2 separate regions of the Homo sapiens genome follow, and region 1 is linked to region 2. Evidence: read pairs that join two places in POLR2A ChIA-PET (ENCODE). Cell type or tissue: MCF 10A. All regions are shown on one strand. Each heading gives the region's core, and the rest is flanking DNA. Links, peaks and the distances in the headings are about the cores only. Region 1 has its middle 23 kb from the start of RPUSD4. Region 2 holds the start of LOC124902783 (a long non-coding RNA gene).

Region 1 (10,876 bases), core at 630-5,629, 58 kb before region 2:
GAGAAAGTAAGAGAGTGACAGCTTGGATGCCTCTTCTACAATGATGTGTCTTCGACACGTAAGTGTGTGAGTGCCAGCCCCGGCTGTTCCCTTCATCCTCTGCTGTTCTTGGGTGACGAACTTCCCCAGGGCAGGCCTCACTCCTGCCATTCCTGCAGGATCCTCTGCCGCTCCCACGGCCTGTCTGACATGGACTGAGGGGTCCTCAGACCCCTTAGGTCTCTGCACATCTCACCTGCTGCGCCTGTGGGCCTCTGAACCCCAGCATCAGAGCTACCCGAGCACCCTCTTTCCCCAAGGCAAGCTAACCAGACTGTCCCAGGGAGCAGTGAGGGGGACCGAGAAGTGGGCAGCCAAGACAGCCTCCCATGCAGGGAGCCCACCGAGGCCCAGCTCCGACCTGGAGCCGCGTCCTCTTTCAGCAGGCTGGGAGCGATTACCATCTGTCCATCAGCAGCTTCAAGGAGCCAGTGATGACCTGGGCCATTCAGGGAGCCAGCCTGGGGGAAGGGGTTCCCGCTTTGATGTGCTCAGCGAGGTCAGAGAGCAAGCAGGGGGGAGGCCCACGGGGAGAGCGGCTGGCACTGTCTCCTCTCCCATCCAGGTTTCCGGGAAGACGCCAGCTTGTCCTCATCACCTCTTTCATCTCTCCGTTCTCTGGGGCTGGTTCTTGTCCTCTCGGGCCTCCCTGCCGCCCAGGTGGACAGCCTTGGGCCCCTCATCCCAGACCTCCAGCCTGTGTTCCGAGGAGCTTGTGGTGGCCAGACCCATCCACCCACTTTCTCTGTAGTTGGCTTTAAGGGGCATGTGGTCATCACTTCATGCATGCAACACCACTCTGAGGGTCAAGCGAGAATCTCCCCCTTGGAATCAGGGGCTCCCCATGCTGGAAGGGGACTCAGGCTGTGGGCATCACCCCCATGGTGGGATGCTCCAACTCCGTTGCTAACAGACAGCTGCCAAGCCTGGTCTCACTCACTCACAGCTGCCAGGGACTCACTGGCCACTGAAGGTGCCACCTTCATGGGAAAGAAGACAGAGGAAAAGAGAGGGTGGGAGCTGGAAGGTGGCAGGAGGACAGGGAGGGAGCGAGCCACTGTGCCCTGGGCTCTGTGCGGTCCTCCGAGCCTCTGTCTCACACCAGGGCCTCCTTCAAGCCGTGTCTGAAAGGCTGCCAGCCCGTCCTGGCCCTGCCGGGGAGTCTGGCCTTTTTCCTGCCTAAAGTTACAGAATTTTCCAGAAGTATCCTTGGGTTTATTTTCTGGAGTTATAAGCCAGATTTCCCTTGTCACCCTACTTCTCCAGCCTAGGAAAGAAAATTCCACGAGAGAAGGCAAGCAAGAGGCTTAGAGGGCCTGTGATCACAGCTGAGACTCACTCTTCCTTTCCCTACTCCCACACGGACCCCCGAAAGCCAACACTCGTGGTAATTTCTGCATTCGACTTTTGTGGCCTATGTGGAGCCTGTTAGGTTTAAAAGCTCCCAATAATAGCCTTGTGAGGGATATACTATTCTTCCTTGTTTTTATTTCCATTTTACAGATGATAAACATGAAGCCCAGAGTGGTCCACTGATTTCCCGAGGCCACATCTGTACACAGCAGAACTAGGTTTTGACCCATCCGTCTAACTTGGGAGCCCCACTCTTAACCTGTGTTTCTCCAGTGAACCAGGTGCTGAGAGACCAAAAGAGAAGTCCCGATTCTCCTCTCTCCAGCCTTCCCAGATCCCAGCCAGGGATGAGCGAGTGTACACTTGGAGCAGGAAGGCAGGTCTCCTAATGGAAAGACAAGGCAACTGGGTTCTTTTTAAATTCTGCCGCTAGCTAGCTGTGTCACCATCTTTCCAGACCTCAGTTTCCTCACCTGTAAAATGGGCAGTTGAGACAAAGTTGATGATCTCAGTCTCTAGATAAGACAATCTCTGAGATCCTTTCTAGTTTCAAGACCCTGAGTCTGGTTATGCCAAGATTACTTATTCGGGAGAAGACACAACATCCCTAATCCCTTACTGGAACCCACAAATTCAGCATCTCAGAGAAGGGCAGTGTAGAAACTCAATGTTAAGATCCAGTTTAGAATCCAGACTGTACTTGGAAGTGAAACCTCCCAGAAGGGACCTGGACATCGGGCCTTTTACTATCCTGCCCGGGGCCTTCCCGTCCTTTCTGGGGCCTGGCATCCTGCACGGTGCCTGGGCTGGGAAGGACGGGCCTGGCATCCCAGGCAGTGACTGGTCACACTGCAGCTTGCCATAACAAAATATCACAGTTTGCTGGGGCTACCGTAACGAAATATCACAGCCTGGGTGGCTTAGACAATAGAAATTCATTTGCTCATGGTTCTGGAGGCTGGAAGTCCAAGATCCAGGTGTTGGCAGGCTTGGTTTCTCTGGAGGCCTCTCTGTTGCTGATGGCTGCCTTCTCTGTGTGCGCTCACACAGCTTCTCCTCGGTGTGGGCCTGTGATCTGATTGCCTCTTCTTACAGGGACACTGGTCAGAGTGGGTGAGGGCACGTCCTCGAGGCTCCATTTCAATGGACTCACCCCCTTAAAGGCTTATCTCCAAGGGTCGTCACATTCTGAGGTACTGGGGTTGAGTCTTCAACACAGGAATTTGGGAGAGACAGTCAGCCCATAGCACACACCAGCCACTGCTGGGGAAGGTGGTCACAGCAGCAGAGGCTGGCTTCTATCGGACACTTGCCGCGAGCCAGGCACGGTGCTGGGGCTGTGCCGTGTGAGCTCATTGAATCCCGCAGTGCTTCCACGAAGGAGATATTTCAGAGATGAGGAAATCAGCTTGGGCAGACTGCCTGAGGGCATGCACCTGGAAAGCCAGGAAACAGGCCTGGACGCACGGACTTACCCACGGTACTATGTTGCTGCCCGATTAGATTTCTAGCACTTTCTCTAGAGGAGGAGGGTCATGCGGTTACGCTCTTTGGGGCCATTAGTCTGTTTTTCTAGAGTCCTAATGGGAATGAAGAACAGCCCTAACTCTGCTATTCTGACTGCAGTTTGGGGGAGAACTAGGAAAGGAAAAGCAGAAAAAGGGGGTCAGTTCCTCCACACTGCATATGGAGAAGGGCATTCCAAGCTGAATTAGTGGCTTTGACTCCGGAGAGGGCAGGCCATGCCCAAGTGGTTGTTAGAACCTCAGGAGCACATGTGAGGAGCCCCCAGGCTAGCTTAGGAGATGGCCTTGGAAATGGGAGGGGGCACAGTTGTTTCCCAAACTGGGCGGGACTTGGGGAACCCCCATCTGGGATTGTCCACCATGGATGTGAAGACCAAGGGCTCAGGGAGTGAAGGTCATGGCAGATACCCCCAGCCAAGGTGGCTGGCCTGGGAGTGGGAAGATGCCAGGAGAACACAGCATGGCCAGCAGCTCCCTGGGGCTGTCTGACAGCTCCTGAAGGGCCTCGGGTTCCACACGGAGTGTGGGGTGGTTTGAAGGTGTTGGCATGAAGCCAGTGCTCCTTGGTTCCTGGTGTGGGGGCCAGAAGCTCAGAATACTGGGGCTAAGGGAACCCCCTACATCTGACATCAATTCTTTTCCCTGTCCCCAAATGGGGGCTGGAGTGGGGAAGGGTTGAGGTTGTCATGTCCAAAGCTCTTTCCTTCTCATCCTCCTAAGCACCCAGCATCACTCATCCCTGGACAATTTAGCTGCCATCAGCACCTGCTGTTTGATGCAGAAAGAGGGGAAGGGGAGGTCAGAGGAGGGAGGAGAGCAGAGGGGACACCAGAGGCTTTGTTCCCAGGTGCCCACCTCCTAGGGAGGGAGGGGTGGGGGTCAGTGGCAGCCCCATGCCCTATCTGGCAGGCAATCCTGTGTCTGAGTTTGGGAATTAAGCTGTCCTCGCCTCTCCAGCATGAATGAGGCCTGGGGGACTGTGACAAGAGCTGTCAGTGCTGGTATCCTGTGCCAGTAATCGCTCAAAAGGCCAGGCAGCTCAGGACGCCTGGGAAAGATGGGATGGAGAGGGCAGGGTCCAGGGCCTGCTGGGGAGGGGCCAGACAGGAACACAGACACCTTTGTGTGCACCTGATCAGTGCCAGCCACTGGCTGCTTCCTGTCGGAGGGGCTTTGTCCCTGTCCTGTCTCCCATGCCTGGACTTTAGGCAACTCTGGGCCTAGGGCCACATCCAACCACACTGTGTTCTGTCCCCAGCGCTTGCTCGGGGCCAGGCTCCGAGCTTCCCCTGAAAGCTTGTCCTGGAGGGGATCGAACTTCAAGGCGAGGCAGGTGACGGTGAATGTCTTGACGGCCCTCAGCAGATGGGGCTTTTACTGAGGTTGAGTTTCTTTCTGGCAAGAAGTTTTGGGGACCAGGGTTCTAGGCCGTGGGCCCCAGCCCAGCTCATTCCAAAACCATTAGGCCAGGTAACCGCAGCAGCACAGTGGGGCCAGGTGACAGCTGGAGCAGCTGCAGACAGCCTCAGTCCCCAGCGTGCTGACATGTTAGAAGTACACGTCACTATCTCAGCAGTCAGCCGCCACATCTGGAACTGCTCTCGGCCTCCTCTAATTGCCTCATTATTTTCCGAGGAAAAGCGCCCCCGTCCCCAGCTCTCCGTTGCTGTCCCTTCCCTCTGGCCTGTCCCGAAATCCACCTGAATGAGCCCCAGACCAGGGTTTGGGATTCTATGGGGGAGGGGAGGGCATCTCTCCAACTTGCAGGCCCTAGAAAAGAGAGAAACCACACATGGACCTGGCTTTGTCCCTGGTGCCCGGAACGCAGGGTCCTTGAAGAATTCAGGTGGATCCCTTGGAACACGCAAGACTCTGACCCCTCTTCCTGTCAGCAAGTGTCTGTCGTGCACAACATTGTCTGAAACTAGGGAGAGGGCAAGGAAGCAGAAGATACAGTTTCTGCACACAGTGCACCTGCCATCTAGGTGGAAAGACAAAAAGGAAGTGGAGAACCAGTCAGGCGAGGTGTGGCTTATAATCCTGACCGCATCTCATTTGTCCACCCATCACCTAGGGGCCCGGGCTGTGTGTTGGCCGTAGTGGGTGTCGAGATGCAGCTGTAGCCCTGTCCTGGAGCACCTGACATGTTTCAGAGAGATTGCAGGAGAGGCACCCAGGCATCCGGAGATCACTAGCAAAATGCCGATGCAGCCTGGGTGGGGAGGGGGCCTTCCTGGGGACCTGAGAGCTTTCAGGAGGAGAGAAGGGAGGGGCATTCCAGAGGAAGGAGTGCTGTGGTTTCTAGATGTGTCTGCAAGCAGTGTGGTGTGTTACTGCAGTGTAGAGCTTGTGGCAGGGAGCGACATGGCTGGAGAAGTAGCAAACTTGGGGAGCTTGGATCCTGACCCATAGGGGAGGGGAGCACGAGACGGCAGAGGTCAGAAAGCCCAGGGAGGGGGAGGTAGGTAGCACAGAGCTGTTGCGGAGTCAGGGCCGTGGCACACCTGGAGGCCTGCGCCGTCCTGATAATCCTCTCAGCCGGTGACTAAAGGAGCCCTCCAAGCAGCAGACAAGTTACCCCTCAACATCAAGACACCCAGAAACTCCCCGGCTTCAGCTCTCCCTGGGTCTCAGGTCACCACTTAGCCCAGCTGTGTCCGGTGCAGACCTGGAAGGAGTGTGGGAGGATCTGTTTGGCTGGTGGGTCTTAGGGTCCTTCTTTTTTTTTTTTCTTGAGATGGAGTCTCGCTCTGTCACCAGGCTGGGGTGCAGTGATGTGATCTCAGCTCACTGCAGTCTCCACCTCCCGGGTTCAAGCAATTCTCCTGCCTCAGCCTCCCGAGTAGCTGGGACTACAGGTGCGTACCACCACGCCTGACTAATTTTTGTATTTTTAGTGGAGACGGGGTTTCACCATGTTGGTCAGGATGGTCTCAATCTCCTGACCTCGTGATCTGCCCACCTCAGCCTCCCAAAGTGCTGGGATTACAAGTGTGAGCCACCCTGCCACCCTACCCAGCCCTTAGGGTCCTTCTTGTACTTGTTGGGGGCTCCTTGTTCCTGGAAGCCCACGGTCTCCCCCACCTGCCCAAGGTGGGCCCTGGGTGGGCCACTCTCAGGCCCAGCGACCCGGCTGGCCTGTCCTGGGAGTCTTTGCAGCCGGAACCTCAGAAAGGATGGGGAAAGCTTGGAGCTGCATGTAGGGTTCCAGCTGGAAAAATTGGAGGGGAAGGCACACTCCATCCTGCCCCCAGCATCAACTGAGGCCAAGAATTCTCCTAACAGGGCCTGGCTCCAAAAGATGACAGGCCGCCCATCATCTGCCGGCCTCTGTTGTGGTCCCTGGCACAGTCTCTGTCCCTGTCTGACTCTCAGTGTTTATACATATTCATCCCTCTGTGCCCCAGCATGTGGTCCCTGGTTAGTGCCTTCCCCTTCTGTTAAGATTGCACTCTCGTCCCCTCGCACCTGCCTCGCTCCCTGCCTCTCATTTTCTGTCTCTTATTTTCTCTCTCCAGTCTCTCCTTCTGTGTTAATGTCCCTTCTCTCCTCTGGGTGGCAGCTTCGGCGCCATCCTCTCTTCAGCCTCCTTTTCACTGGGGAGAGCCCCTCTTAGGGGAGGCCCAGCAGCGGCCCCATGATGCAGGGGTGCTGATGAGGGTGCCTGAGCCCCCACAAGACCTGTGTGGGAGGGCAAGGAGGGATGGGCAGAGGCGAGGAGAGGGTGGTGAGAGCTACGGGCAGGGCCTTGGTCAGGGAAGTGAGGAACCTCCTTCACCTCACCCAGTCCCAGCCCGGGACGCCCTTCACAGAGACGGAGGCAGGAATGGCGCTCTTTTCTCTGGCTTCCTGCAGCTGGGGCTCTGTGGGGCCGTAGTGGACTTCAGCCTCGGACGGTCTCCACCAGCTCCTCTCTCAAACAAACAAACTGAGCCTGCTCTGCAAATGTTTGATGACCGGTCCCCTCTATACCTCCCTTGCAGCCTCCCCAGGCCCCTGCTGTATAGAAATGCTGGAGCCTCCACCACTCAGAGATGGGCACCAGCGCTGCGCTGAGTCCAAGAGGGGCGAGGCAGGCCTCTCCTGTTGCAGGGGAGTGGGGTGTACGTGGGACCCTGGGGAATGATCCTAAGGTGACAAAGTTGGGACCCTTCAGTAGCTCATAAACTGGCGTGAAGACTAAAATGAAATGGTAGGGGCGACTCCAGTCATGGGCCCCTGGGCTTAAGGCACCTCAGCACTTCATGATCCCTCAGCCGGAGCCCGGAAGCCTTCCTTGGGGGAGGTCCAGCAGGCGTCCAGCTGTCCACTCCCTGGCCTCGCCTGGCTCCCTTCCCTTGCTGGACACGCACCGAGTCACCAGGCCTGCTTCTCCCCAGGCTTCAGATGTGCAGGCGCGCCCCTTCCACTCGAGGCCTGGTGAGCGGCTTCTCTCTGCTCCATCTGGCCCCTGGGCCTGGCTGGCTAAAGCCCCTGCTTCAGGTCCAGGCTTACAGGTTCCCATCTCCCCAGGAGCCACCTGTAAACCCTGCTGAGGACCTCAGGTCCTTCTGTGTGGTCTAACAGCCCCCATGCCTGCCAGCCTCCATGCTGTCATCATAATTGAAGTTAACTCTGTTTAATGTTTTTTTTTAAGACAGGGTCTCCTCGTGTCACCCAGGCTGGAATGCAGTGGCACAGTCATGGTCCACTGCAGCCTCAACCTCCTGGGCTCAAGCTGCCCTGCCTCCTCAGCCTTTGAAGTAGCTGGGACTACAGGCGTGAGCCACTGTGCCTGGGCAGAGTTAACTCTGTGTGACGTTGTGTCTCCATTGCCCTCTGTGGGTTCAGGAACACCAACCGCACAGCTGCAATGTTCCAGTCGTTAGCTAGGCTCTTTCGTGTGGCCTGCTCCATTTAATCACCTCGGTAACCCCTTCATAGAGGAGGAAACAGAGGCTAGGAGAGGTGAAAAGTCAGCCGGGGGCGCACAGCAATCGCTGCCTTTTCTCCTCCCCAGGACTCTGAAGGGATCAGCACTGCTTTCCAAGTCCAAGTTGTGCTGCAGCAACTTCACAAAATGCCACTTTTATGCATTTATAAACACCAAGTTTAACAAACACGTGTTGAGTGCATTCCATACATTAGGCACTAGGCAAGTCTGGGGTATGGGTGGGCGTGTCCAGCAGGTCACCTGCCCATCTCTGGACCACTCGATCTCCAACCCAGCCTCTCTGTGCCGGCCAGGGCTGAGCGGGAGGGACCGGGTGTGGGGATGCGTGCGGTGGGCTGGGGGTGAGGGTGGGGTAGGGGTGGAGGGGGACCGGGTTTAATGAGGTGACTGCCACTTGTAAATGAAACAGAAGGCGGAGCTGCTTGTGTGAACCTTGACCTCTCCTGTCCAGCGTGCCTTTCATCGGGAGCTTTATGAGCAGCCGCTGTGCTCCGACGGGACCCACCGCAGCCTGGGGGAAGGCAGGGCTGGTCCCAGAGTGGAGAGGAGGCCGCCTGGGGGAGGGGTGCAGGCCTGGCTTCCACAGAGCCCTGCGCCTCTGTCCCTCTGTCGTCTCTCCCAGGAGTTTTGGAAAATAAATGGGTGGGCTGGATTTGAGAGGCGCTGCTTAGCACTGTGGATCGCACACTTGGAGACCTCTGAGAATGCACATTTCCAGGCCCATCCCTGCCGCTTCCGGTTCAGTCGGTTTGGTTTCGGGCTCGAAAATTTGTAATTCTAAAAAGCTCTCACAGTGATTCTTAAAACCAGTCAATTTTAGGAGCCACAGTCTTGCAACACAAGGTCATGCCAACTCCAACAGAATCTTCAGCTGGGATTTGAAACCCCAGTGCTCAGGGGTAATCGTCACCCCGTTTACTGAGTGTCCCCACGTACTGGACACTTATCTTGCAGCCGTTACCCATCGGACCCTCCAAATAATTCTGCAAGGTGGATGGGATTGTCTACAATTCACACATGAGCCGGAGATTAAATAACTCAACCAAGGGGATCACTTCTCCGCCTTTTGGCTAAGATCAAGTGTAACTCAACCAAGGAGAAACAGAACTGAGATTCGAAAATGGTTCATCTCACTCCAAAAGTTCTCATGTCAAGCAGATACTCTTTATGACGCTTACATAAAGGTGGCCGTTCACACGGAGATATCCAGAAACCCAGAAACTGCAGGAACCCAGAAATCACTGTCTTATTTTATTCTAAGTGCAGCCCCTGGAGCCAGCTTTGGACATCAAGATTAAAGACAGCCCTGCAGGGCAGAGGCACCTGGATGGCTTGTTCTCAGTTTCATCCCCAGTGTCCAGCACAGGCCTGGTACATAGGAAATGCTTGGGACATGCTTGTCAAATGGGTAGTAAATACTGACCAAAAGAACAAAATAAAAGGGCCCTGGATACAAAGCCTCAGGCGGCCCCTTCTTCATTGTACACCTCTGCATCCAGCAGAAGAGTTTTCCTTTCTCTTGTGAGCAGAGGAAGTGGGCTTGGCTGGAAGGAGTACAGTTCTGGGGAAGGGCCCTGGGTGTGACCTACGAGAAGAGCAGCTCCTGGAATGGAAGGGGATGCCCTTTCCCCCTGCCCGGCCGACCTCTTGCTGCATCCACGGGCGTGCATTTCAGTGGGGCCGGCCCTCTCAGTCCTACTCTTCCGGAGAGGGTGCTCTCAGGAGCTGCCCACACCTGGGGGCCCAGGCTCTGCGGTGCCCTCGGCCCCATGCAACGTGATAGCAGCCTCAGCTTCATTTTGCCAGTGCCTCATTCATCCAAAAATTATCTATCAAGCCTGGCAAGGTAACCATTGAATTGCATGCTTTAAATGTGTGAATTGTATGGTACTGTGAATTCTCAAGAAAGTTATTAAAAAGAGAAAGGAAGAACCTTATTTTCTAGGCTAGAGATTCTTAGGGCCCTTGAACCCACTGAAGCTCTCACCTGTAAGGCTCACACCTGTAATTCCAGGTGTGACACCGAGGCAGGTGGATTGCTTGAGCCCAAGAGTTTGATACCAGCCTGGGCCACGTAGTGAGACCTCATCTTTCCTATTAAAAAAAATTAGCTGGGTGTGATGGCATGCACCTGTAGTTCCAGCTACTTGGGAGGCTGAGATGGGAGGATCACTTGAACCTACGAGTTTAAGACTTCAGTGAGCCCAGATTATGCTGCTGCACTCCAGCCTGGACAACAGAGTGAGGCCCTGTCACAAAAAAAAAAAAAAAAAAAAAAGGAAAAATTATTGAAAAGAATGAACTAGGCTGGATGCGGTGGCTCACACCTGTAATCCTAGTACTTGGGGAGGCCGAGGCAGGCAGATTACCTGAAGTCAGGAGTTCGAGACCAGCCTGACCAACATGGTGAAACCCCATCTCTACTAAAAATACAAAAATTAGTTGGGCATGGTGGCAGGCAGTTGTTATCCCAGCTACCTGGGAGACTGAGGCAGGATAATCGCTGGAACCCAGGAGGTGGAGGCTGCACTCTAACCTGGGTGACAGAGCAAGACTCCATCTCACAAAAAAAAAAAAAAAAAAGATTTAGTGAGCACCTCCTCTGCCAGGCACTAGCTATGTAAAGAAGAAAAGATGTGGTTTGTGCGTGGTTTGTGATCTTAAGGAGCAGAGCGGCTTGGGCACTGAAGGAGGTGGGAGGGAATGAAACGTTAAGGGGTTGGGATTTTTCACCCGGGGAGGAAAAGGCTGAGGGTGGCAAGGGCTACAGAGGAATGTCACCTTTGCCTTACATCGAATTGTAGAGGGGAGAGGCCCAGACCCCCTGCACTGAGGATGGGCGAGATGGAAGAGGAGGCATCTTATCCATGCTCAATGGAGGGCCACCAGACCCGTGAGAGGTGGCAATGCCCTTTCCTGCTGAGGTATGAACAGAACAGAATGAAACCTGTCTGCTGAGGAAGGTGGATGTGAAGCCTTCCTGCAGTCTGGACCACGGCTTCAGAGACCGCTGGAGTGCTGCTCA
Region 2 (15,718 bases), core at 4,862-9,861:
ATAAATTTCAGAGCACGGAGATGGGAGCCAGCACAGATGAGGTCCAGGCATTTTTTAAGGGGTAGAGTGAGATCAGGAGTCACCCTGTTTCTTCCCTCCCCACCCAGACTCCACACAGCCCTGGGCTGTGAATCACTGATTCAAAAGGGCCATGAAGTTAGGCAAAGGTGCAGAACTGTTATGGGGCTGGAGGAACATGCAGGTGGCATGAGGGCCATTTGGGTGACAGCAAGAGGAAGCAGCGCTGCTCACTCCTTCTCCAGGTAGGTACTTTGAGGGGTTATGAATTAGGAATGTGGGTGTCATATATTTGGGACCTAGCTTTGCATGAACTTGAACTCAAATGTTCTTCAACATAACAGCTACAACCTCCCTGGGGGCCGCCCCTGACCCCCACCTCTCCTAAGAAATTTGCAGCCTGGGCCAAGGTTTTTCTCTTTGGCTCCGCTTGGAAGTGCAAACCTTGTGGATTTGAGATGAAACATATGCTGTTCTGGAATGTGGCTGTTAGCCAAGGGAATGCTCAGAGGCCCCTGCAAAATTTGTAGCCATCTGCCTGGGGTTGAGCTGGGGGGGTTGTGACAGAGCATTTGGGGCTGGGAAGGAGCCATGGAGGCTGAGGGTACCTTCCGTTCCTCTACCCCACTTAGGACCAGTGCCTCTCTTATCATTCAAGTGGATCTCAATGTGCTGTATTCCTCCCCTGGGGAGACCCAAACCAGACTCACCCTCAGATGCCGTGGGCCGAGTGACTGGCTCCAAAGGGAACAGGTGCCAATTAGAATGGCATTTTGCATATTCTTTGAATGTTATTCATTTCCTGCCAAAAGACACAAACTTTCCCTCCTCCCTGCCCCCGTCCCGGGAACCCACAGTGTTTTCCGTTCTTCCTCTCCAGCTCTGTTCCACTCATAGTCCCCGTTTCTCTGGGGATTTTGCTGACCCTTCTTCTGGAGCTTCTCTTGGCCTCCCAGGCCCTGATCATCAATGTGGAAACCCCCCAGTAGATGCGTCTTCAGGCCCAGACTTCCCTCTTTGGAGTGGCCAGACAGCAAATGCTCAGACCCCCTCCTCCCCGTCGAACAAGCTCAGAAATCAGTTGCCCGGGAAGGCCCTGCCTGGACTTTCTTGAATAGCTGCAGGTCTAGGCTGGAAAGCCCCTGAGGAGGACTTATCACAGGGACTGGGTGTGTTGTGGGAGAGAGGCAGCTGGCAGAGGCCCCACCAAATTATGGGTTAAAGAGCTCCATTTGAAAGCATTTCTGGGAAGTTGTCAAGTGGAGATGGGGGAGGCTTAGGGAAATCTTAGGGATTGAAAAGAACCCTGGAGATGATTTCATTCAATGCTGTTTATTATTATTAATAACAATGGTTTTTAAATTCATTTTTAACTTCTGGAGAATCTAAGACCTAGAGGAAGAAGGTCGGTTCCCCGGGGTCATGGGGGTTAGCAGCCGAGCTGGATGACAAGCCAGGACTGCCAACTCCCAGTCCAGCGCTGCTTTCACAGGACACTGTCTCTGTAAGTGCTCTTAGGAGAATGTCACCATGTCCCCAGCATGCTGTGGAGGTGGCAGCTGCATCAGTGGACCTGCTGCTTCCCTGGCCTTTGAGCTCCAAGCCCAGCCTCTGCCGAGACAGTCACTGAGGACGGCTATTACCTGTCCCTCGGGTGAATCCCAGAACCACACAGGGGGTGCATCAGGCACACCTTGGGTGGAATACCAGCTTGGGTTGCTTCTCAGAGAAGTTGTTTCCCACTTTCAGCCCCTGCTACCTTATATGTGTTTCATACCACATGCTCTGCTCCTCAGCCGCGGCTAACTAGACCAGGAATAAGTACCCAAGGCCAGCCAACGTGTTGGCAATAAACAGCCATCCGGTTTTTCTCTCTTAAGAGTTTGAAATTAAAAAGCAGACTCTGTTTGGTCATAGGGAGCTCAAGTAAATGTCATGATCAAGGAGGACTTACTTGTTAGGGCCATGTTATAAAACCATAGGCAAACCAAAGTCACGAAGAGAGAAAGGCTGAGCCAAGAGACCACAGCCCAGGAGGAGAGAGAATGACGAGGCCGGGTACTTTGCTTAATTAAAGTCTCATATCCCTCATAGTTATCTCTACATCCACTTTTCATATGTGTTCCTGTGAACTGAGTTCTGCCGCTTGTGACTAAAAGCACTTTGGCCAGATGTGATGAGGTTGGGAGCATCTTCGCAAAAAGGTCCCAGATGTGATGAGGTTGGGAGCATCTTCGCAAAAAGGTCCCAGATGTGATGAGGTTGGGAGCATCTTCGCATAAAGGTCCCCCTAAAAAGCCCAAGCAATAAAAGAGTGGACAATGGCTACTAATGGCCCAGGCACATCCCCACTCTATCAAGGCAGAGCTAGGGCTTTGGAGTGGAGAATTAGGGATTGGTGATATCCAGTGGGATGTAGAGGGGAGAACTCAGCCACTGGTGGCTACTACTCCCTTCATCTTCCTTTAGGAAAATGCTCAAATGCTCTGGGGTAACCCTACCTTGAGAAGCCCTCTGCATCCTGTTTCACCTCCTTGAGAATGTGCAAATGAATGACACTCTTACCTTGAGGGGAAACCTCCAGTGTGTCCACTGCTATTGACCAGGACTATCCTCCTCTTCCCTGGAAATAACACTGTGTGTGTCTATGTGTTGGGGGATGGCAGAGGTCGGGGCTGCGGGGAACAGAGATGATGGAGGCATGGTCAGCTGATTGCCAGGATGTGAATTTCAGGGGTTAAAGGCACTCCATCTAACTTGGATCAACGATCCCAGGGCTGTTGAAGGAGATGACAGGCCCATGTGTGTGCCCACACTGGCTCCAAGCAGAGAGGAACCAGTTCTACCTCAAGACTCCCAGGCACCCCCGATCTGGAAGACAGAGCTCTATCTTGCTGCAAAGCTACATCTGCCCACCAGATGAGCAGTACCTGTAAAAACTTCCCACATCAAGCCTTGTGGGGCTAATGCCTCTTCCAGAGCCGCTGACAACAGGAAAATGATCCTAGCACTGCACTTCCCAAAGGACTCAGAGATTCTTGCCCTGGAGCCAGGAATGGGGAGTTTGATGTTGTGTTGTCCACAGACATTCCAGAAGGAAAGGGTTGCAGTAGGAGAAGGCCTGGACGAACAAGAGGAGGGACCAGGGAACAAAAGCAGATTCTCAAAGAGGTCAATATATATTGGCTAATTGCTTAATATTGGTAATAGTATTAATAACAAAAATCCCTACCATTTACTGAAGGCCTTTAGCATGCCAGGCCTCTTGCAGACATCGCTCCAATTCATTCTCACAGCCTTGCAGAATATGTATTACTTTCCCCATTCTACAGAAGAAGAAACTGCTACTCCCAGAGGGTATGCTTTCAAAGATCACAGGGCTGCCACCAAGCCTGCTGCTTCATGTCTGAGTGAAACAGAGCAATCTCCCAGATAACAGGAGACGGGTAGGTGGAAACATTTCTAAAATGGGGCTGAAGGAGAGCAAGTAAGCGCCAAACCTCGGTCCCAGCCCCTCTTGGAATTGAGTTAAAGAGAAAAGAAGAGCTAAGAGCTCAGCGTTCCTGAAAGCAGCATGGGTGTCTTTTTTAATAAACACGCCAAAGCTTGACTCTCTGAAAAGCGTGCCGTGCCTTTGAAAGTGGGCCCCTTGGAAAGCTGTGTTCTATCAGAGCTGCTATTGCTCAAAACATTTTCAGAGCCTCCTCTTGGGCAATGGCCTTCAGGGCTCACAGCACATTCCTTTGAAAATCTTCAGACCAGGCGCCGTGACTCACGCCTGTAATCCCAGCACTTGGGGAGGCCAAGGCGGGTGGATAACCTAAGGTAGGGAGTTCAAGACCAGTCTGACCAACATGGAGAAACCCCGTCTCTACTAAAAATACAAAATAGCCAGGCGTGGTGGCACATGCCTGTAATCCCAGCTACTAGGGAGGCTGAGGCAGGAGAATCGCTTGAACCCAGGAGGTGGAGGTTGTAGTGGGCCGAGATTGTGCCATTGCACTCCAGCCTGGGCAACAAGAGTGAAACTCCGTCTCGAAAAAGAAAAAGAAAATCTTCAGTGTGGCAAATCTTCCTCTTCATCCTCTGGGGCAGATTTAATTTGGGGGCAAGTGCCAGGAATCACTTCAGAGTTGAGTAAGCCAACTGGGGTGTCTTATTTGGGGTCCAAATGAAGTGCGACCCTAAGGCAGAAGAGTGCCTTGTGTGGTAGAAAACCCAGTGGAGCCCTTGGGGACAGGTTAAGAGATTAGCCCAGGAGCCCTGGAGCGAAAGAATGGCCTGCACCCTTGCAGGGGGTGCAGGGGAGGCCTTGAGCGAGATCTGAGGGCTCTTCATAGAGAGAGACACAATCAACCCTAATCAGGGCATAAGTGAAAACACACGGTCCCATAAAGTGTCCTGGGAAAGATGCCACGTTAATAAAAGAGAAAAATGCAGAGGAATGGGTGAGGAGGGAGCCGTTAAGAAATTGCAAGTGCCTATAAACTCTGCCCTGCAGCCCCCACCCCCGCCCCCAATCATGGTTCCAACTCGTTTTTCGTTAGGACTCAAGGAAAAAAATCTTAAAGAAACTAGCCCGTTTGTAGAGATAGCAGAGGACGGAGCTGGCCACCTGACTGGAGTCTTCCTCTGCTGAGCCTCTGTGTCCCCTGCCTGGCGGCTGCCCTTCCACAAGTCTCTGGTGTGACCGGCCTTGAGTTACGTTCCTCATTACATAGTACGTCTTACTAGAACTGCCGTCTGGCAGGCCAGGATGCTGGGTGCAAAAGAAGAGGGTTACAGTGGATCCGGGTGCAGCAAGGACCATTGTTTCTACTCTGGGGCATTTCTGAAACACTATTTAAGTAATAGGAGTCATTTTCTCCTTTATATCCCCAAATTGGCCTTGGGGACCAGCTAATATAGTGGCAGCTGGCCAAAGCCTTATCACATTTCCAGGCTCCAACCAAACAGGAAATGGGATTCAACTGTAGGCAGAGCGTTAGTTCTCAGGTGGGACTTCCTGATGGTCAATAATCAGAAAGCAAGCATCAGCAACAGTTCAGAGGGAGGGAGGAGACTTTGTCCGTACAGCGGAGGAACTCCCAGTTTACGGAGTAGGTTTGAGAGACACTAACATAAGCAAAAAAAAAAAAAAAAAAAAAGAGAGAAGGAATATGCCAAGGTCACTACATTGGCAAAGATTGTCAGGTAAGCATGGAATATTTAGAAATCTGGGGAAAGGCCAGGTGTGATGGCTCATGCCTGTAATTCCAGCACTTTGGGAGGCCGAGGCGAGTGGATCACTTGAGGTCAGGAGTTCGAGACCAGTCTGACCAACATAACCCTGTCTCTACTAAAAATACAAAACTTAGCGGGCATGGTGGCACACATCTCTAGTCTCAGCTGCTCAATTTGGATGGCTGAGGCATGAGAATAGCTTGAACCCAGGAGGTGGAAGTTGCAATAAGCAGAGATCACATCATTGGTCTCTGGCCTGGATGACAAAGCGAGACTCTGTCTCAAAGGAAAAAAAAAAAAGAAATCTGGAAGAAAAACAAATGAGAATGCATAGCCTAGCTAGAGTCTCATGGTATCAGTTACAGCAGTTTTAGGGAGATGATAAGTAGTCTTATAGCAGAGATGTGATGCCAGAAAAGAACTGGAGTGGCTGTGGAAATGGGGAAGGACATAGGAACGTGGTGACAACTCTTGCCATGCTTCGTAATTGTGGGGGACAGCTGAGCGGGGGAGATAGGCAGGAGAATGTGTCTTGCTGAAGTGGGGAGTTCACACTGGTACAAGTAATACCAGTAGTTTGTACAAGTGGTTTGGCTGCAGAATGGAGAGTTGTTCTTAGATTTTTGTCCTGAAAGAAGTCACCTAGGAGGCTGCAGAGTTACCTTCCCAAAGATTGAGAACTGAGCTACACTCCTGTCCTTGTGCCTGGTTGGCATGTCTGGGAGCAGTGTCTAACGGGCACTTGGTCCTTGGGGCCCCTTCCAGCTGAGGAGGTTTGACTCCTTGCTTTGAGATGATGGCGAAGCTCTTTCATCTTTCCTGCCCCCAACCCCAACTGCTGGGGGCTCGGGTCAGATGCAAAGCCGGGCTGACTGTCTTCACTCAGGAATCTGTGCTGAGACCCAAGGAACAGGAAGCAGCTGAGATGCCTCCAGTTAATACTGCAACCGGAATACCCTCCGCAAGAAGGCTCAGCCGGGAGACCTGACAGAATCGGCATTGTTCAGCCAGACAGCCGGGAGCAGCTGCAGGGCCCCCTGGGTCTCCCTAGCACTGGGGATTGTGAATAACCTTCATCCTGGGCTCACAGACATCCTGAGGAGATCAGGGAAGTGCCAGCCTGTCTGGTACCGGGTTGGGCAATAATCATTGGTCAAAGAGGATCAAGGACAGAGGCCTTTGGGTGCTTATAATCCTACCCAAAAGAGGTCACAACATGTTGTGGAAGGACAGATAAAAGAAGCCAGGAATGAAGGGACCTGTTCAGGCAGAGGTGGGGGAAAGGGTCTTCCTATCATCACTGGAGCAGTTAGCTAAACGCTCACCCTTCTCAGCCCAAGCTCCGGATGGCATTCATAGTGCAAGAGTGAATTTGCCATTGTCTTGAAAAATTGTTCCTCCCCAAGAGGGAGCCCAACCAGGAATTACATCAAAGGATCATAGTTCTAGAGCTAGAAGTGACTCCAGTGATCACGCAATTTATCGCCTTCACATTGCAAAAGTAAGGTAGAAAAGTGAGGTAACTGACTCAAAGTCACACCCCTCATTAGTGGCAGAGCCAGAGCTTAAAACCTGGATCTCCAGACTTGAAGGCCAGTGGTCAATCCATTGCTGGTCTGCATAAAGCTACTTGACCCAGCCCTCCAGAGGCTGGCATGGGTGAAGACTAAGGAGGAAGTAGCAGGAATTGGACAATATAATGGGTATACGTAAGTACAAAGTGATCAACTTACAAATGAAATGCAAAGTTACAGGAAAATGAGCCTTACAGATTTGGGAGTAGTGGAAAGAGGACTGGACTATGTATGAGTCAATAGACCTTGGTTTAGGTTCCCCTTCTACCACTTGCTCACTACGTAACTGGGAGAATTCTACTTACTATCTCTGAGCCACGATTTATTCCTCTGTTAAATGGGGCTAAAAATATTGTAAGATTCTTATGAGAAATAGCATGTGTAGAAGTACTTTGCATCCAAGAATGTGTTAGGCAAACGTTAGCTGTTGTGGTAATTACTGGGATGATCCTAGGGTAGGTTTCTGAGTTTGGAGGCTGGAATCGATTATGGCTGGGATACTCCTAGTTCTCTGAGTTTCCCAGTGGAAGAGGGAAATCTGAAAATTGACACGAGTTGCTACTTCATCTTAGCCAGCTTCGGATTCAACAACGGGAGCTGAATTAAGCAGGGAAAGATCTAAGCCTGAATGCAAGCTCAGCCACACAATGGGGAGCCTTACCATGAGGGGTCCCAGGCTCCGGTTTCTGCCCTGAGAATCCTGGCCTTCCCTGGGAGGGTGCCTCTTGCAGAAGAAATGAAGCCTGATACCTCTCAACCTGAACAGGATCCCTTGGAGCTGTCAGGAGTGGGAGGCATGGAGTCAGGAGAACAGAACAGGAAAGGGGGCTGCCAGCGTGAGGCCCACATTCTTTAGCCAAAGCCACTTGAATATGAAGGGACAGTGGGACCCACAGCATCCTCCCTCACAGGCCTGGTGGCACCACCCTTGACTTTTGATACCAGGCTTGGGTGCAAAGGTGTGTCTCAGGCATTAAACTAGAGAGTGCAGCCTGGGATACCTGGAAGGGGAAGAGTTTGGAGGTCTGTTGTGATCCAGCTCAATGCAGCAGCTTGTCCTAGGTAAGAGCCCTGCTGTGCGGGCTGAGGTCATTGCTGGCACGAGCTCCCCACTCACTGCAGACGCCTGCAGTCTGTTTTAATATCTGCAGCAACCACATTCCTGAGCAGGGTGGGTAAGAGCCTTTCTGGACAAGACTGCTTTCCACCAAAAATTATTCCAGTTCACCAGAGGCAGATATTTGAGAGAGAGCTGGATTTTTTATTTTTTAAGGAGGAAAATAAAAATTCAGAGAGAATGAGTAAAGGCAGGAACCAAGAGGAGAGCAAGGTCCTGAGGACCGGGGAAGGGAGGAGGGACCTAGGGTCGTGAGGGAGAGAAGACAGAATATACAGGCAGTGGGTGCTGGGAAAGAGCTCTCTCTTTGGATCTAGCCTGTCTAGGCCTTTCTTAGGTCCTGATGAGTTTACCTGTTACCATCACCATTCATTCATTCATACACTCAACTGACACTTGACTTCCACTCCATATGCCAAATGCTGAGCTAGGAAGACAGAGAGGTTGTATTAGCTATCTATTTCTGTGTAACAAATCCATAATACATCATGGTTTAAAACAACACACTTTTATTATCTCACAGTTTCTGTGGGCCAAGAGCCAGGGCACAACTTAGCCAGGTCCTTTCTTTAGAATCTCTCACAAGGCTGTAACCAAAATTTTGGCCAGGGTTGGCATTTCGTCTGAAGGCTCACCTGGGGAAGGATCCACATCCAAGTTCACATGTTTGTTGGCAGAATTCAGTCCCTTGATGGTTGTTGGACTGAGGGCCTCGGTTCCTAGCTTGCTGCTGGCCAGAGGATGCTCTCAAATCCTTGCCACGTAGGTCTTGCCAACATGGCAGCTTGCTTCATGGAGATATGCAAGCTGAGAAGGCTGGAGAGAGGGTCAGCCAGCAGAACGGAAGTCACAATCTTTTGAAACCTGAGGAAGGAAGTGACATCCCATTGCCTTTGCCATATTCTGTGGATTAGAAGCAAGTCCCAGGTTCCACCCACACTCCAGAGGAGGGCTTTACACAAGGGTGTGGAGGCTGGGAGACAGAGACCATCAGGGACCATGTTAGAGGCTACTTGCCCCCAAGTCAAAGTTGTTTTTGGCCTTCGGGTAACTCAGAGACAGCAATAATGACAATTATAATAGTAGTAGCAGTACAATAGTAATAATAATGGCAAAAGCAATGCATTGAATACTTACAGTATGCAGGGGCTGTACTAGCTTGTCATATATATATATAAATATATATATATTTGCTTATCTAAATAGAGGGGTATCACACACACACACACACATATACACCTGTATATACATATTTGCTTTTAGTTCCTTTTTTTTTTTTTTTTTGAGATGGAATCTCGCTCTGTTGCCCAGGCTGGTATGCAGTGGTTCAAGTGATTCTCCTGCTTCGGCCTCCCGAGTGGCTGGGATTACAGGCGCCCGCCATCACGCCCGGCTAAGTTTTTGTATTTTTAGTAGAGATGGGGTTTCACCATAGTGGTCAGGCTAGTCTTGAATGCCTGACCTCAAGTGATCCACCCACCTCGGCTTCCCAAAGTGCTGGGATAACAGGTGTGAGCCACCGTGCCTAGCCTGCTTTTAATTCCTAAGTAGGTATCATTATTATCCTCTTTTTAGGCGAGGGAACAGGGTATCAGAGAGAGCACAACAGTGAGAGATCTAGGAGTTTTTAACTCCGATTTATCAGACTTCAAAGGCTTTGCTCTTACTCTCTTCATGTACATGCCTCCCAGATGAATGGCAGTCTAACCCGAAAAGTGCTGTAATGGTCCCTCTGTTTAGGGGTACGGTGGAAGGCTTCTCAGAGGCAGTGACATGGAGGGAGCCCCCTGTAATAACAGCAGCAGGACCCGAGGGGGAGTTCAGGGAAAGGAAAGGAAAGCGACACAATCCTTTGCTCTTGAGGAGCCCTTGAGGCTCAAGTGAGGGCCAGACCCAAGGAGAAGCCTCAGGGCACTAGCTGGGAGCAGCGGCAAGTGCAAGCGAACAGCTGTTGGAGAGCTCCTAGGAGAATGTAAGCCAGTGGCTGTTTAGATTAGTTTTCTAATTGGCCGAGTGTTAGCAAAGCCTCTTGTGTATACAGTGGGAATAGTTAATCTTGTCTATTTGTATATCCACTCATGTTCTGTCACTCCCTGATCTTCTCAGCTATCTGCCTCTTACTGTGGGTTTTAAGCCAAGAGAGGGTTTAAGTCCATGGGACTCTTTCTATGCAGCCCCTAGAACCCGTGGGCAGCAGGAGGAGAGCCACACAGTAGAAAAAGGTTCAAGTGCTTCCCCCACTCCATGCTGCCCTTGTCCCCACAGGCCTGCCTGGCCATACAGCCCCACTTGTCCCCAGGTGGCCTCCCTTCCTGCAGTGCTCATCTCCCCAGCACACCACTCCAGTCACTAGAACACATACATTTGCACAAAGCAACCATATGTCACCTCGCAGCTTCATGACAAACCTGGAAGTCAGGTTTTATTATTCTAAGTGAGAAACCAGGAGAGAGGTTAAGCGACTTGCCCAGTGTCACTCACACAGCTGTGTGTGGCTGAGCCAAGGTCAAAGCTGGGTCTTGTGCTCCTTTATTCTCTCGCAAGGGCTTCTGGTCTGGCCCGTCCACCCCACACACCATGTTCACATGTTCATCATGCAATTCCTTGCTCAGGAAGCCGTAAAGCCTCCTCCACTGACTGCCGCCGCAGCCACAGGCTTCTGCCTCCCTTCCAGGGCCCTTGAGTATTTGCTTCCCTTTCCTTGCCATGAACCCATCTCCCCTCTACAGTGGGTTCCATGCTAAGAAGGCCAGGTTCCCAGACTCCCTGAGACATCCCAGGTTTCTCAGTTCCCTCTCTGATTAGACTGTTGCTAGCTTTATTTTTATTTATTTTTTGTTTCATTTTGTTTTTAAGATGGGAGTCTTGCTCTGTCACCCAGGCTGGAGTGCAGTGGTGCAATCTCTGCTCACTGCAACCTCTGCCTCCCGGGTTCAGGGGATTCTCCTGCCCCAGCCTCTCGAGTAGCTGGGATTACAGGTGCCCACCACCATGCCAGGCTAATTTTTGTATTTTTAATAGAGACGGGGTTTTGCCATGTTGGCCAGGCTGGTCTCGAACTCCTGACCTCAGATGATCCACCTGCCTCGGCCTCCCAAAGTGCTGGGATTACAGGCGTAAGCCACTGTGCACTGTGCCCATCCTGTTGATAGCTTTAGATTGGGGACCAAGATATAAACATCTCCCATCACACGCCAAGCCCAGGCACATGGAAAACGTGTGTGGCTTATTGATAATGAAGAGAGAGAAAGATGAAGATAAGGTAAGGGGGACTTTGAGGGATATGAAGGTCTTCTTTCAGATGCAGAGTCCTCCCCTCTGACTGAGGGACCTCCTGCCTAAGACATTATTCCCTTGCCTCCCCACATGTCTATCTTCAGACTCCAGGTGTCTGTTAACGATTTTCTTCCCTTCATGACCTGAGTGTGGTCAAAACATCTCTTTGTAGATGTTCCAGGCTCAGCCAGTCAGACATGCACTTAAACGTACAAATTTTTGGAGACATGGTGAGTGGAACAGGTGTGGTCATAGGTCACAAATGGGACATAATGGCAAGAAAAATGTCCACTGTTCAATAGCATTCAACACATAAGACTGATGCTACCAGATTTGTTTTGGGGAATACCATTCAGAGAATTTAAAGAAATGACTATACAAATGGGATAAAAGGTAGTTAGAGAGGTATTGACTTCCCCAATCTCTTACAGATCTTATAAATAGCCATAACACTATTGATTACACACTTTCTGTTTGCCACTGTAGTAAATGCTCTATAAAAATTATCCCATATTTAGTCTTGAAAACAGTTCTATAAGATAGCGTAATATTATCCCTGTTGGAAACTGTGGTTCATAGAGATTAAGTTGATTGTTTAAGACTACACGTATAGTGTAAAAGTCAGGATTAGAACCCAGAATGCCTGACCCTAGAACCCTTGTCCTTAATCTCTGATACCAAACGGACGGCCTCCATGTTTCCCTGTTTCTTTGCTGAGAGAGATTCATTAAAAATGCCTTTTGCTCCTCTCTGGCTGAGACTTGCAGTAAGAGGGAGAGAGAAGAGAGAAGCCCCACATCGGGGCTCCTCCCACTTTTTAAATAGGGGGATGGGGTCTGGGTTCCTTCTTACCTAGCATAGTCCTCTGCCTTAAAACTTCGCAAAAGTGGGCAGCTGGTAGAGTTGCATTTTTTAAATGCTCCAGGCTGTGTCTTCTTATCTCAGAGAGGCTTGATTTACTTTCCTCTATCTTTTCCCAGTCCAGGGCCCCGTGATGGATTTCACCTTGGACATTTGCCTTTGGAACGGTTGCTCCTTGCCAAGAGCACTCCCCCAGAGACAGATGGAGAAGGAGACAGCTCCGTGGTTCCCGTTCTGGGACTGGCCTTTTGCCTCCTGCCTCCCACAGCTCAGGTGGAGAGAGGAGGGCCCTGCCCTTACCGACTGGAGAGCATCAGGTAGGACTGCTGCTTAGCAAGAATAAAACTGAATTTCTGCAGATTTGGCCTGGGCCTGCTCTCACTTGAGATGTGTCAGGGGAACAGGAGAAGAGACAATAATAGTAAAGTGGTATCGACGTAGCGTTAATACTTTCCTCTTTGTTATGACTATTCGTATGTCTTTTCAAATTTAATCTTCACAGTAACTAACTGAAACAGCTTTTGTGTTCCCTTCTCACAGATCAAGAAACTGAGGGTCAGTGAGGCTAGGATGACACGGATGTGGAGGAAGGGCTGGCTTTCCAGCCTGTCTTCTGACATTAAATCTGTGTGTCTTTTATGATGCATCAAGGAGGAACGCATCTCCCCCATGGCTTCCTCTCACTTTTGTTTCTTCAAAAGAGATAGAGTGTGGCTCAGATTAGGGCAGCTCATCCTTTTCCAGTGGTGGATGCCAAGGGAGAGAGTTTAGCCTGAAGGAAGGGTTGTCGTGCTGAGCCAAGATCAGGGTCTACACCAGGCAGACTCGAAGTGGGAAGTCACACTTACAAGGGAGCGGGTGGCCAGCCAGCCCCCTTTGCTGTGCTTGGAAGAGAATAGCAGTGAAACAGTCTCTCCACAAAGCACTGGGATATGGTTTGACTGTGTCTCCACCCAAATCTCATCTTGAATTGTAGCTCCTATAATTCCCACATATCACGGGAGGATCCTGGTGGGAGGTAATTGAATCATAAGGTCAGATCTTTCCTGTGCTGTTCTCATGATAGTGAATAAATCTCATAAGATCTGATGGTTTTATAAAGCAGAGTTCCCCTACACAAGCTCTCTTGCCTGCCACCATGTGAGACGTGACTTTGCTCGTCATTTGCCTTCCTCCATGATTGCGAGGCCTCCCCAGCCATATGGAACTGTGAGTCAATTAAACTACTTTCTTTTATAAATTACCCAGTCTCAGGTATGTCTTTATTAGCAGTGTGAGAACAGACTAATACACATTTAAATCTTCAGTAATCATCATGCTCTGGGTAACACACAGTCACATAAGACTAGAATTCAAGAGAAAGGAAAGAAAGTAGCATTTTTGAGGTCTCCTGTGCAGTAGGCATGGAACTAGGGAGTTCACATATTTTGTTTGATTTTCATAACAGCCTTATAAGATGGGCTTTACTATCCTCATTTCAGAAGAGATTGAGGCCCAGAAAGATTAGATAATTTGCCTGTGGTCTCATTGCTAGTAAATAGTGGAGGTATAATTCAAATCCCAGTTATCTGTCCCTGCATCTGTTAGTAAACTAGAAGCTGGTCTTTCACATGTCTCCTGGAGAGTAGGGAGGTCTCTCTTCCAGAACCCAGGACAGTGCCTCACAGACCATAGCTTAACCTGGTAACTTCTACTTCCTAACCCATCCCGCACACATCCTGAAGATGTAGTGGGGCAATAGGTAGAGTTAGCAGAAGGAGTTCAGGTTGTTAGTCAGAAAGAACCCCAGAGTTCCCCTCTGGCTTCATGTCAATCTTTTTTTTTTTTTTTTTTTTGAGTTGGAGTCTTGCTCTGTTGCCCAGGCTGGAGTGCAATGGTGCAATCTCGGCTCACTGCAACCTCTGCCTCCCAAGTTCAAGTGATTCTCCTGCCTCAGCCTCCTGAGTAGCTGGGATTACAGGTATGCACCACCATGCCCGGCTAATTTTTGTATCGTTAGTAGACACGGGGTTTCACCATGTTGGCCAGGCTGGTCTTGAACTCCTGACCTCAGGTGATCTGCCCACCTTGGCCTCCCAAAGTGCTGGGATTACAAGTGTGAGCCACTGCTCCTGGCCATCAGTGTTTAAAGACAGGCACTGTGCCTTTTTCACCTTTGAGTTACTGGTGGCTGACAAATAGCAGGGGCTCAAGAAAGGTAAGCTACTGACTTTAACTGAGGAGACTTGTTTTTTTTTGTTTTTTTTTTGTTTTTTTTTTTGAGATGGAGTCTCGCTCTTTCACCCAGGCCAGAGTGCAGTGGCGCTATCTCAGCTCACTGCAAGCTCCGCCTCCCGGGTTCACACCATTCTCCTGCCTCAGCCTCCCGAGTATCTGGGACTACAGGCGCCCGCCACCACGCCCAGCTAATTTTTTGTATTTTTAGTAGAGACGGTATTTCACTGTGTTAGCCAGGATGGTCTCGATCTCTGAGAAGACCTTAAGGTTAAGATATGAGAACTTCAAAATCATAGAAGCTACAGTTGCAGATTGGCCAAAAGCATATAAATTCACTGGACACAACCCAGTGAAAAATAATGAGGAAAGGGGAATTGGGCAATTGGATGGAAGGCCTGGAAGTAGCTGCTACAGAATGTGCATCTGCAGGGATTCAGGAGACCCGGGTTCTAGTCCCAGCTCTGCCACTCACCAGCTGGGGGATCTTGGGCAAGGTGCTTCCTCCCTGTGAACCTCAGTTCATTTATTTGTAAAGTGAAGGATGGGGGCCGTATTCTAAGATCCTTTTGATTCCCACATTCTGGGAGTTTTGAATCATTACTTGCCTAAACACCTTCCCAGATTCCTGGGGAAAAGATAAAGAAGGTTGTTTCTTTTTAAAAGCTTATTTTTAAAAAAATTGACAAGTAAAACTTGTGCCTATTTATGGCATATAACATCATGTTTTGATATATGTATACAGGCCAGCATGGCTAATTCAAACTATTGAACATATGTATTATTTGACATCCTTATTTAATGGTGGTTAAGAACATGTAAAATCTACTCTCTGAGCAATTTTAAAATATAAGATATATTGTTTTGAACTGTAGTTGCCCTGATGTACAATAGGTCTCCTGAACATATTCCTCCTGTCTAACTGAAGTTTTGTGTTCTTTGATCAATATCTCCTCAATCCTCCAACCCAACAGCCTCTGGGATCCACCATTTTACTCTGTTTCTATGAGTTGGACTTTCTTACATTCCACATATAAGTGACATCACGCAGTCTTTATCTTTCTATGCCTGGCTTATTTCACTTAACGTAATGCCCTCCAGGTTCATCTGAGAAGGTTGTCTCTAGAAACAGAAAAGAGTTTCACCTCCAACCAGGGTGACAGGAGCAGTCCTACCTGAGAGCCAGAGATGGACTTGATGGCATGAGCCAGATCTTTTCAAGTCTGGGGGTGTTGCTGGTTTGAAAGTGGACATGGTACCCCATTTCTAAACCTCAGGCTCTCTGGACAATGCAGCTCAGCCTTCAGCTCCACCAGAGAGGCTGCAGTGTGTGAAGACAGCTCATTCTGCGGGAGGAGGAAGAGCAGAGAAACCACCACCCTATGGGTCGTTCTCAGATCCCTCGTGTGCTGGCTGTCTCCCACCCAGGCTCAGT

What was found. Peaks named below come from ENCODE experiments on the same cell type or tissue, not always from the same donor. Only the 100,000 strongest peaks of a DNase experiment are listed, where the experiment ranks them.
Region 1: POLR2A ChIA-PET joins it to region 2 with 5 read pairs; 5 of 35 experiments call an interaction of 5 or more read pairs at or near these places.

What each region holds. Positions count from the first base shown.
Region 1 is chr11:126,182,867-126,193,742 of GRCh38, reverse strand. No RefSeq gene overlaps it. Among named protein-coding and RNA genes, the nearest start is that of RPUSD4, 23 kb to the left of the region's middle. RefSeq lists enhancers at 7,100-8,025, 10,274-10,773. In MCF 10A, for the core only: no CTCF peak of the experiment used is centred there; no DNase peak of the experiment used is centred there.
Region 2 is chr11:126,124,664-126,140,381 of GRCh38, reverse strand. It overlaps LOC105369591, which reads left to right. Exons shown (of 4, transcript XM_017018656.2): 1 at 1-263; 2 at 12,189-12,386; 3 at 15,579-15,718. The coding sequence starts at 37. LOC124902784 (a long non-coding RNA gene) reads right to left here. Exons shown (of 2, transcript XR_007062938.1): 2 at 8,422-8,796. It overlaps LOC124902783 (a long non-coding RNA gene), which reads right to left and starts at 4,892. Exons shown (of 3, transcript XR_007062937.1): 1 at 3,251-4,892; 2 at 2,949-3,139; 3 at 2,565-2,693. In MCF 10A, for the core only: no CTCF peak of the experiment used is centred there; a DNase peak (open chromatin) is centred at 7,931.